2 separate regions of the Homo sapiens genome follow, and region 1 is linked to region 2. Evidence: chromatin contacts called from ENCODE Hi-C or POLR2A ChIA-PET data. All regions are on one chromosome and are shown on one strand. Each heading gives the region's core, a stretch centred on a gene start or an enhancer-like site at or near the end of the contact. The rest is flanking DNA. Distances are from core to core; before and after follow the strand shown. Region 1 has its middle 82 kb from the start of NME8. Region 2 overlaps GPR141 (G protein-coupled receptor 141).

Region 1 (5,429 bases), core at 2,486-4,985, 60 kb before region 2:
ATCTAGAGTAGCCTCAGTAGTATTTATTACCAAGTGATGCCTTCAAGTTGAAGAATCCCAATACAAGAGTCTTGGATAAAATGAGAGATTTTGTATCCCACATTACAAGAGATTTGGGGTGGATGGCTCCAGACCAGGTTATTCTTGAGCACTCACTGATGGCAGAACTCTAGCTTGGTTTCCCTGTGGTCTCATGGCCTTCTTTTCATGACTACAAAAAGATGAATGTTGCTTCAATTTTCAGGCCATCACACAACCTTCTGGAGAGGAAGACAAAGAAACTATATCTTCCTGGTGCCTCTTTTTATCAGGGAGAAAAACATTTCCTGAAGCCCTCGTGCAGATCTGCCTTTACATCTCATTTGACAGAATGAATATTTGTTGATTCCTCAGTCCATCTTAGAAGCATTATAGTTCACACTGTGGCTAGAGAAGAGCCTCTTTTCCCTGAGCCTACTCCTCCCAGTACAGAAAAGTATTGTGGTGCAGTGAGCAAGGCAAGAATTGGCATATCTCTTTAAAGACAACACATAGTGCCTTTACCCTTTGACTCATGTGGCAAGGCTTGAAACCTCTCTAGCTCTGATGCCTTATAGTAAAATTAGTAGTTGTGTTAGATTATTGATGTTTCATTTGAACACTGATGATTTTATGATCCTATGCTTTCTCTCAGCAACTAGTCTTCTGGATTTTTTCATTTATTATCCAGTCATCAGGACTTTTACCTAAATTTTAGATACAATGGCTAAGTGCCAAGAACACATCCGTGCAGAGTTTACTGCATGGATTCTTTATGGTCTGCCCATTATCAAATTATGGCAGTAAAGTCATGGTCAAAGAACTAAGCTCCAAATACAACTGAGAAGACTGTAAGTCCTCCTTCCATTCATCCTCCTCTGAAAAACAGTAAAACAGTGTACATTCCCAGCACACAGCCTCCTGTGCAGGATTCTGCAGATCTTCTCTGTGTCATTGCAACCCTTGTTGTGATGCACTTAGCAATATTTCATAACTTGAATGTTTCCTCACTTTTTAAAAAAAAAACATAAATTCCTTCTTCCTACTTCTTTTCATTTTATTTTTCTCAAGGCTTATCTTAAGATATCGCACCTCTAACATATTTCCTTCTTCAAGGGAAAGTGTCTTAAGAAATGCTGCACAAAAGTAGTCTGGGTTCTGTTTTTGAAATGACATGAAATCATGTTTTTCTATATGCCCACAAGGACATTCATGCCTAACGATTTCTGTGAATAATGTAACTTAAAAACATATAGGCCAGGCACAGTGGTTCATGCGTGTAATCCGAACACTTTGGGAGGCCGAGGAGGGCGGATCACTTGAGGCCAGGAGTCCAAGACTAGCCTGGCCACATGTCAAAACCCCATCTTTACTAAAAATACAAACAAACAAACAGACTTCTTGCTTGGTTCCATTTATGTTTCATAATTTTATTATCTGGTTTGCACTTTTAAAGCTGTGGCAAGAGAATAAATACTAGCAGTAAGAGTATCTTAGTTGGCTTCTGTATTCCTGCATTCCCTTTTCTTTGGCAAGGTACATTTTAAAAAATCTCAATATCAAACAACTTATGTTTGAATATTCAAAACAAGCTTTTTTAGGAACAATAAAAAATGTTATTGCAGAACAATCAGCCATTGTATCTAGAATTTAGGTAAAAGTCCTGATGGCTGGATGATAAATGAAAAAATCCAGAAGACTAGTTGCTGAGAGAAAGCATAGGATCATAAAATTGTCAGTGTTCAAATGAAACATCAATAATCTAACACAGCCACTAATCTTACTGTAAGGCATCAGAGCTAGAGAGGTTTCAAGCCTTGCCACATCTCACATGAAGGAGGATGCGGAGACAACCCTTGTCTTGCTTGGGCTTATATCTTGGACCTGCACTGCTTAAGGCAGCAGCCCCAAGTCAAATGGGGCTGAACCCTTGAAATGTGGTCGTCCTAGTTGAGATGTGCTTGAAGGTAAACTACACACTGAATTTTGAAGTCTCACTATTAAAGAAAAGAAATGTAAGATATATTGTTAATATCCTTATATGGATTACAAGTTGAAGCGATTATATTTTTAACATATTATGTTAAACAAAATGATATACGAATTTCACCTATTTCTTTTTACTTTTTAAAAAATGTAGTTACTAGGGAATTTAAATTTTCTCACATGGCTGGCATTATATTTCTATTGTATTTAAACTTAGATGGTTAGCTCTTTTGGTCCTGAATACTAACCCTATTGAATGAGAAGGGCATAGTCTGGCCTCATGGAAGGTTTGTCTCACTATGATTTAAGGAGTTTTGGGGGGGAGGGGGCATAAATTGTGATTTTTTTAATTGGAAAAATTAAAAAATCAGCTCACAATGGGAGTGGATTTGAGGCAAATTGTGCAAGCAGATTTTCTTTAAGTGGCTAAGCAAAGTTTAAAAAGCAAGTAACAATGGAAAAAAAAATGTTTCTGGTACAGGACCAGCAGTACAAAAATAGTGTACGAGTACCTAGATAACATACCCATTTTGCAAAGTGCAACTTTTAAGTACACTATTTTAATGACTTTATTTGTTGCTTAATCCTTTGGATCATTATAAAATAGTTTTATGAATCAATCAATAGCCAGGAAATTTGAGGTATATTTCCTACCTCTATTGTTTATCGTACGTGTGTTGGTCTCTAGTCCCACTTAAACTCTACAGCCCATGCCTGGCAATTAGGGACTAACACTATGGATAGAGGTATATGGTTTTACCAGAATTCCTGACTGGAAAAAACAATCAGCTTTAACTGGTTAGAAGTCATCAGTGCTGGTTTATCTATTAAATAAATCACTTCCGTAAGTCTGACAGTGCCTTAGAAAGAAGCACTTTTCCCTGGAGACTTCACCTATGCGGAGCACAGAACAATGAACTCCAGAGCCAGCCATTGCTGGGAGATGGAACAACAGTAAGGAAAGCTGAGAGAAGCATGGTGTCAGTCCAGGGCTATTCCCTGCAAGCAGCAGAAACTTTGCCTTGGCTGACATTAAACAGAAAAGGAGGTTTTGCAAGGTTATTAGTTGGTTCACAGAATAATTGGGAAGATGCAGAACTAGTTTCTGAAAATAGGCATGAACGGAGGGCAGCCAGAACCACAGCCCAAATCAAGACTCAGAACTTGATCTTAGGGTGGTCAACGCCGCACTGCAGATGCTGCAGATTCCCCTGCAGTCACTGTTGACCCTGCACACTGAGGCTGAAACTGCCACCCCCAGACTCCAGCAGCAGGTGACCCACTTGCGCTGGTATGCTCAAAACTCTTTGCTGGTTTTAAACTGATAGTCTGGGCTCCTGAGAACCCCCTCTGTCTTCAGCAAAGCAGGACAGTTGGTCACACTAGTCGGAATAAATTCTCCACCATCCACGGCTCCCATGTTCAAGTGCTGGGCATGTATGTCTGATTAGGCCCTGCTGGGTCACCTAAGTTCTGGCTGCCAGAGAGATGAAGAGAGAGGGTCTGGCCATCTATCTTCCCTAGTGGGTGGCTGCCCCAGCTTTCCATCAGAGGCTTATAACTAAAACATAAGCAGACTACTTCTCAGTAATTTGAGTTAAATAGAGGAAACGGAACACAAAGAAAAGCAGCCAGGAGCAACAGGAACTGGTGGCTCTCCTTCTGAGGCAGCGTCCTGTGGTCAAAGGAGGAGGTGCTTTGCTGGGACTCATTTTGTTCATTCGAAAGTTGGAGAAAGGACTCTAAAGGAGCTCATGTAAGGAAAGTACCTAGCCCACATCACATGCTCAAATATTTCTTTCCCCTTTCTTCTGTTTTTCACTTTCTTTTCTCACCCCTTCATTGGAATCTGATGTCACTGCTGTAGAAACTAAACTGATTTACATTCTCTACCAACTAGCCATTATTAAAAATTCAAGTAATAATGTGTAGAACTCATCACTTACTAGAACTTATCAATTACTGTGTTTTATTTATTTATACTTTTGAAGTTACTTATGTCTTAGTTGCAAGTTGCGAGTTCTACATAATGCTGTGTCACTGCACATTTCTTCCCAAATCTGTGTTTGGTGACATCACTCGGATAGCTTGAAATTGGCCTGGTGGGAATTGGCAAATACTACAAATCAGGGCTCAATTTATTTTTTATTGACTGTCTAGACTTATGGAAGTGGTAGAGAAAATGTTGATAAAGCAGATTAAACTTAGAAGTGTGTTGTGTGTCTGTAGTTATTACACTGACCAGCACTGAAATGAAAAATACAGTTTTCTAGTATTCAACCACTATTACACAATTCAACAGGGAACTTGCTCACACCATGGACAAAACAGTGAATTTCCGAGACGTGAGTCTTCATTGTTTGACTTTTGTCTTACATGAGATAAACAAATGTGTCAACTAACTTATTCATCAGTTGCAAACAAAGGTTGGCTATAGATAAGAGTTTGGTAAAAATTAATAAAAGCATTCTGTGGGAACTAACTGGCTGTATGGAATTTATAATAAATAATATTGTGTATATAATATATATGCATATACACATACATACACACACACGCACATACATACACACACACACAGAGGTTTTTTTTAGGGAGAAGGGAACCAGTTGTTCAAAAATTACCAGTACACCACAGTGAGCTGCCCTCTTTAAACGTGATCTATCTTTACAATCATATTATTATTGTTGTTTTTAATTTTTATTTTACTTTAAGTTTCTGGATACATGTGCAGAACATGCAGGTTTGTTACATGGGTATACATGTGCCATGGTGGTTTGCTGCAACTATCAACCCGTCATCTAGGCTTTAAGCCCCAAATGCATTAGCTATTTGTCCTGATGATCTCCCTCTCCTCCTCCCCCTACAGGTCCCCATATGTGATGTTCCCCTCCCTGTGTCCATGTGTTCTCATTGTTCAACTCCCACTTATGAGTGAGAACATGTAGTGTTTGGTTTTCTGTTCCTGTGCTGGTTTGCTGAACAAGATGGCTTCTGGCTTCATCTATGTCCCTGCAAAGCACATGATCTCATTTGTTTTTATGGCTGCATAGTATTCCATAGTGTATATGTACCACATTTTATTTAACCAATCTATCATTGATGGGCATTTGGGTTGGTTCCATGTCTTTGCTATTGTAAATAGTGCTGCAATAAACATACATGTGCATGTATCTTTATAGTAGAATGATTTATATTCCTTTGGTTATGTACCCAGTAATGGGATTGCTGAGTCAAACGGAATTTCTGGTTCTAGATCCCTGAAGAATTGCCACACTGTCTTCCACAATGGTTGAACTAATTCACATTCCCACCAACAGTGTAAAAGCATTTCTATTTCTCCACAGCCTTGCCAGCATCTATTGTTTCTTCTGTCAGTTCATCCATGTCATCCTCCGTCCAGTTCTGTGCCCTTGCTGGAGAGG
Region 2 (5,161 bases), core at 482-2,981:
GTCTGTGGTGTTGTTAAAAATAGTTGCTGGAAAGTCCTTTATCACATTGTGCAGAAATCTGCCTCCCGAGAAAAACCCTGTCGTAGCATTGCAATGTAATTGTTTTTCCTCTCTAGCTGGTATTTCCTTGTCAACTGAATATTCCTATTTTCTCTCTTTGCTCCCAACCTCCATCTTCCTCTGTGTCCTGTCATCCTTTCTTGTTCAGGCAAGTAACTAAAGTTTCTAGTGTAGTATATGACTATAAGCGTTGGCTCTAAAATCTTGCCTTTATTATTTACTAGCTGGGCCATCTTGGGCAATTTACTTAATGTCTCCATAATTTATTTTCCTTATCTGTAAATTGGGGTGATTATAATGTTACCCGTTTCATAAAGTTTTTGTACTTATAAAACACATCATAAGACTTGGCATAGAGTGTACACTTGATAAATGCTTATTGTTGATGAGAGTGATAAAGATAGTATGGTTTTCAGTACCTTCCTCAGAGGGCCAGGATATTTGGACACTGTAGTTCATCAATGACCTTCATAAATTATAATGCCACAACTAGAGTCATAAAAATGTTACAATCAGGGAAGCTCAGAGTACAGTGGGATATATACCACTTGATTTGAATATTAGCTATCTGAAATTGAGCAAGTTGTTTGACCTCTCTAAGCCTACATTGATAAAATGGGGATAATGGTAATAACGGTATCTACTTGTAAGGTACAAACTATGTGCAAATTACCATTCTCAGCACTAAATTTAAAAATACTTAGAATTGTCTTGGCAAGAAGTAAACATTCTATTATTATGTAGACGTTCTGGGAGGTTCAGGACCTGAGGTTACCCTGCCCCTGAGAAATCCCACAAGGCTCTGACTACAGTTCTGTCTGGCTCCACCACCAGACACTTTTTAACAGGAAGGAGGTAAAGGGGAGGAGAAGAGGGTCAGGGAAGCTCTGGAGGGAAAGGGAAAGAGGAAGAGGCAGTGGGCGTGGAAGAGAAGAAAACGTACCAGCTGGGTGGGTGGTTGCTCTCAGGAGAGAGAAGAGGGAAAGCCACCATCTCAAGAAGGGGCAGTTCTTATTTTCCTTTGTCCATGCCCAGGCTATTTGCAAGGGTCTCTGGTCAATCATTACGATTTATATGAAAAGAAAATGTATGTGAAAAAGCGTCCTACAAAATTCACGCTGTCACTTGCATATAGAGAGGCAATGATATGGAGAACAAAGGATGTGAACTTTGGTATCAACACATTTTCCTTTTGTATAGTCACATTTTCATGACACCCATCATGAAACCTCTCCATTTGAGTACTAGGTTCAGCTGAGCCTCTGCCAAGTGTGGCCTTTGTTTGGCTAGAATCCTCTTAAAAGTTATTTTTGCCATTGATTTGTGAATTCTTTAACGCTTCCAGATGAGCGGAAGGAACTATGGTGGGGGGTCAGGGAAGATATTCCCACTTCCTCCTGGTACTCACAGAAATCTGCAGGGTGGAAAAAAGCTCTTCACTGGGAGTGTTAAACCTCAAGCCTTCTTCTTGAATCTGGATAAATGCTTTTACAAATATTTTGCTGTTTAAAGTTCACTAAAACAACAGAGTACAACAGTGCTCTGAATTTTGGAAGTTCATCTATCCCAAACCAGTGATTCTCAATCTGGTTTTTAAATGCTCTCCAAGTATTTCTCAATCTATTGACAGACTTGCACCATCTTGTCCCTTCTATGCATCCGTAGAGTCCCTGGCCACAAAGGTTAGCGTTAGACGCCATGAATAATAAGAGCTGTTACTGTGACACCTGCAGGTAGAACTGAAGAGAAGCCATTATTTTTGTGTGTGTGTAAACACCATGCAGGCCCGAGAGCTTCTGGAGGAAGAAGACCTGTAGTTCGCCAGTGGGTCTCAGGCTTCTTCTAAACCACCCTCATTGGAGCAAAGCAGCTGCCCTCTTTAGTGGTAGTTTCCAAAGATTCTCGCATTTCCTGATTTCTGGAACAGGAGCAGCAGCTTTTTCTGGTCTTTCCTCTCTCAGCCCGTTCAGTGCTGTCGCAGCCTCTGATTCCCTACATTAGACCCCTTCCTGTTTCAAATACCTGGAGTGGTTTCAGTTTTCTCATGGCATCCGGATTGATGCATCAACTGTGGCTGCCCTATAGAATTGCCTGGGAAGCTTTTGCAAAATAGTGACACGTGGTTCTCACTTATGGGAATACCGTATAGCTGTCTATATTTTTTATTGCTCTCCAAATATTTTCAATAGGCATCCCAGAATGAAAACCATTTTCTTAATTGCAAATTTGAATTTTCAGCCTCAGGCTTTGGTATCTTTTCCCTCAGACCCCCATCTCATTGTCACTTCAAATCAGGTTTACCAAGTCAGAGAACTCACTTTATTTCTTGCCCTCAATATGTTTTCTCAACATATTGAGAAGAGGCCAGCAAGCAATTTCCAATGTAAAAACCCTAGATTTGCAGATGTACTTTCCTTCAGACAATTAGCATAAGCCAGAATCCAACTGATATATCGCAGTCCCCAGAATTTCCTTTCTCTACTGAGGTTATAGAAATAATATTATAAATGGAGAATACATTCTCTAGATGTATTTATGCTGTGATGTAAATAATTTATCAGTGATATAGGTTTTACCATTTAGTCTGGTGATCAAACCAACATTTAGAGTATTATTTTCTATGGCAGAATATTCTTCAAAAGAGCAAACACATGAATTGTGGACTGCCCATCTGAAGTCAGTAAAAATTCCTAAAGTTGCAGATTGAGGCCTGCATTCTGTTCAGAGCTTTAATAGAATGTTTTAAATTTAACATATTTTAATTGTCTTCAATATCAAAGTAAGCTTTCCTTGGGTTTTTAGAGAAATATCTAAATAATACCAGGGTTACATTCAACTATACATATATTTATTCATTTAATAAGTATTATTAGAGTGGCTATTGCATACTAAGTATTGGGCTTGTCACTGAGCACATAGCAATAACTCTGATGTGGAATTTGAGGCAGAGTCAGTTAGTGTTGACCTCGGTTCACAGTGGAAAGTACCCTAAAATGCGAAAAATCATTTTTTAAACATCTTTTAAAAACTCATGGATGAGTTAAAAATAAGTAGAAAGTCTTAGTAGAAAAGAATAATTTCATAATACATAAATCAAGAAAGGTAAGCGAGTAAATGAGTATAAAAGCAGAGGCAGCTCTGAAGTTATTCATCAATGCTGGAGACTTAGATCTTTCCTGTTAACAGACCCATATACACAGCACAACAGGGACAAAGCCTGGGCCCCATATAAGGTGTAAAGTCAGATTGGACTCGACCACACTGATATGATTTAGCTGTGTCCCCATTCAAATCTCATCTTGAACTGTAATCCCTACAATCCCCATGTGTCATGGGAGGGACTCAGTGGGAGGTAATTGAATCATGGGGGTGGTTTCCCCCATGCTGTTCCCATGATAGTGAGTGAGTTCTCACAAGATCTGATGGTTTTATAAGCATCTGGCATTTCCCCTACTGGGTCTCATTCTCTCTCCTGCCACCCTGTGAAGAGGTGCCTTCTGCCACGATTGTAAGTCTCCTGAGGCCTCCCCAGCCATGCGGAACTGTGAGTTAATTAAACTTCTTTCCTTTATAAATTAACCAGTCTCAGGTGTTTCTTCATAGCAGCATGAGAACAGACTAACACACACACAAAGCTACAACCTAAGAAAAGGAAAACACTTGGAAAAAAAAAAATCAACTCCAGAGAAAGACACAGTCTACTTACTTGTCCTAGTTTTAGCTTTGGGTGGAAAAGAAAAAATATATTCTCCCCACAAAAATTCATAACCATAAGACAGCTTTGTCAGAGTTTGGACAAAGGAATCTATACTATCAGTGGGTCTCAAAAAATCCCATGTTGAAAATTTAGTTTGAAATGGCCCAGGGTTTCTGGGTATCTGGCAGAAGGTAACTAGCAATAGCAAATGCCAATGCAAACGTACATATATAAAATAATGTAATATATTAAAAGTAAGTGATTTTTTAAAATGTATAGGCATTTTGAAAAATAACCAAAAATTACTTTTCGAAAGTTGTATTTTTGAAAGTGAAAAATATACTAATAGAACCAGAAAGAGAAAATAAAAATTGGTGAACCATATAATAGAGATGAAAAAAATTGCTCAGAATGCAACACAAAAAGAAAATAAGAGCAAATACACTGTGCAAGCTTCTTAGCACTTTACACATATTTCATCTTGCAATCTTTACAACAATCCTATGAAGTAGATACTATTGCTCCCTCCATTTTAGAACTGAGGGAACTGAGGCACAGAAAGCTTAAGAAACTTTCTTGAATTTATATACCAACTAAGAGTTAAAGGCATCATTTCAACCCAGAGTTTGGATTCAATTCTGTTTCTTAGCAACTATGCTATGTTCCTGTAAGAAAAATGAAAATTACAAAAAGGAAGTCACATGGAGGTTAAATTTGTTCCAGAGTAGAAGATAAAGAGAGCCAAGTGAAGGCAGTTTTTTTGAGAGATAATAGCTGAGAAATTTCCAGAATTGATGAAAAACATCAATCATCAGATTCAGTAAGGCCAAAAGTTCTTAAGCAGGGTGAATAAAAAGAAATCATACCTAGACACAGCATAGTGAAACCACAGAATACTAAGGAAAAAGAAGCTGATATTAAAGGCAGCCAATTAGAGAAGACAGACCACTAAAAAAAATCCTCTACACAGACAAACAGCTTCTTAAAAGTGGCAGTGGAAGCAGGAAGACAGTCGACTACTATCTTTAAAAAAATGAGTGAAAATAATAATCAACCTACAATGTGTACACAGTAAAATTCTTTGAAGAATGTGAGCAAAATAAAGACCTTTTATACAAATGAAAATTGAAAGATAATACTACCGGTTTACCCTTACTAAAGGTACATATGGAGGATACATTTGAAAAACAATGAAAGTTACACAGGAAGGAAAATCAAATAATAAAGGAAGAAATGTTACCTCAAAACACTGTAAATATGTGGGTAAACATATTTTATATGAATCAACAATATCTGATTTATCAGTTTAAAATACTAGAAAATACTAAAATACTAGGCAACAATATTATATGACTTTGGGGGGACTTTTTTTTTTAATTTTTATTTTATTTATTTTTTTTTTTG

The links. A loop is a pair of places that touch in the nucleus more often than their neighbours do. ChIA-PET counts read pairs that join two places held with the same protein, here RNA polymerase II (POLR2A). Pooled maps may share reads with other maps.
Region 1: a map with no recorded cell type shows a loop between it and region 2 (1.8-fold over the local background). The contact joins two enhancer-like sites. A Hi-C loop is called at or near these places in 1 of 168 maps with a recorded cell type or tissue (heart right ventricle), 3 of 37 single-sample maps with no recorded cell type and 2 of 50 pooled maps. POLR2A ChIA-PET finds 5 or more read pairs at or near these places in 2 of 52 experiments (K562 and WTC11).

The regions. Positions count from the first base shown.
Region 1 is chr7:37,764,382-37,769,810 of GRCh38, reverse strand. No RefSeq gene overlaps it. Among named protein-coding and RNA genes, the nearest start is that of NME8, 82 kb to the left of the region's middle. RefSeq lists an enhancer at 3,452-3,921. Within about 2 kb of position 3,735, at least 4 of the 41 ENCODE cell types and tissues checked have a DNase peak (open chromatin) inside an H3K27ac peak, as active enhancers do.
Region 2 is chr7:37,702,806-37,707,966 of GRCh38, reverse strand. All of the region lies in intron 2 of GPR141 (G protein-coupled receptor 141), which reads right to left. Among named protein-coding and RNA genes, the nearest start is that of GPR141, 22 kb to the right of the region's middle. RefSeq lists a silencer at 1,838-2,055. Within about 2 kb of position 1,731, at least 2 of the 41 ENCODE cell types and tissues checked have a DNase peak (open chromatin) inside an H3K27ac peak, as active enhancers do.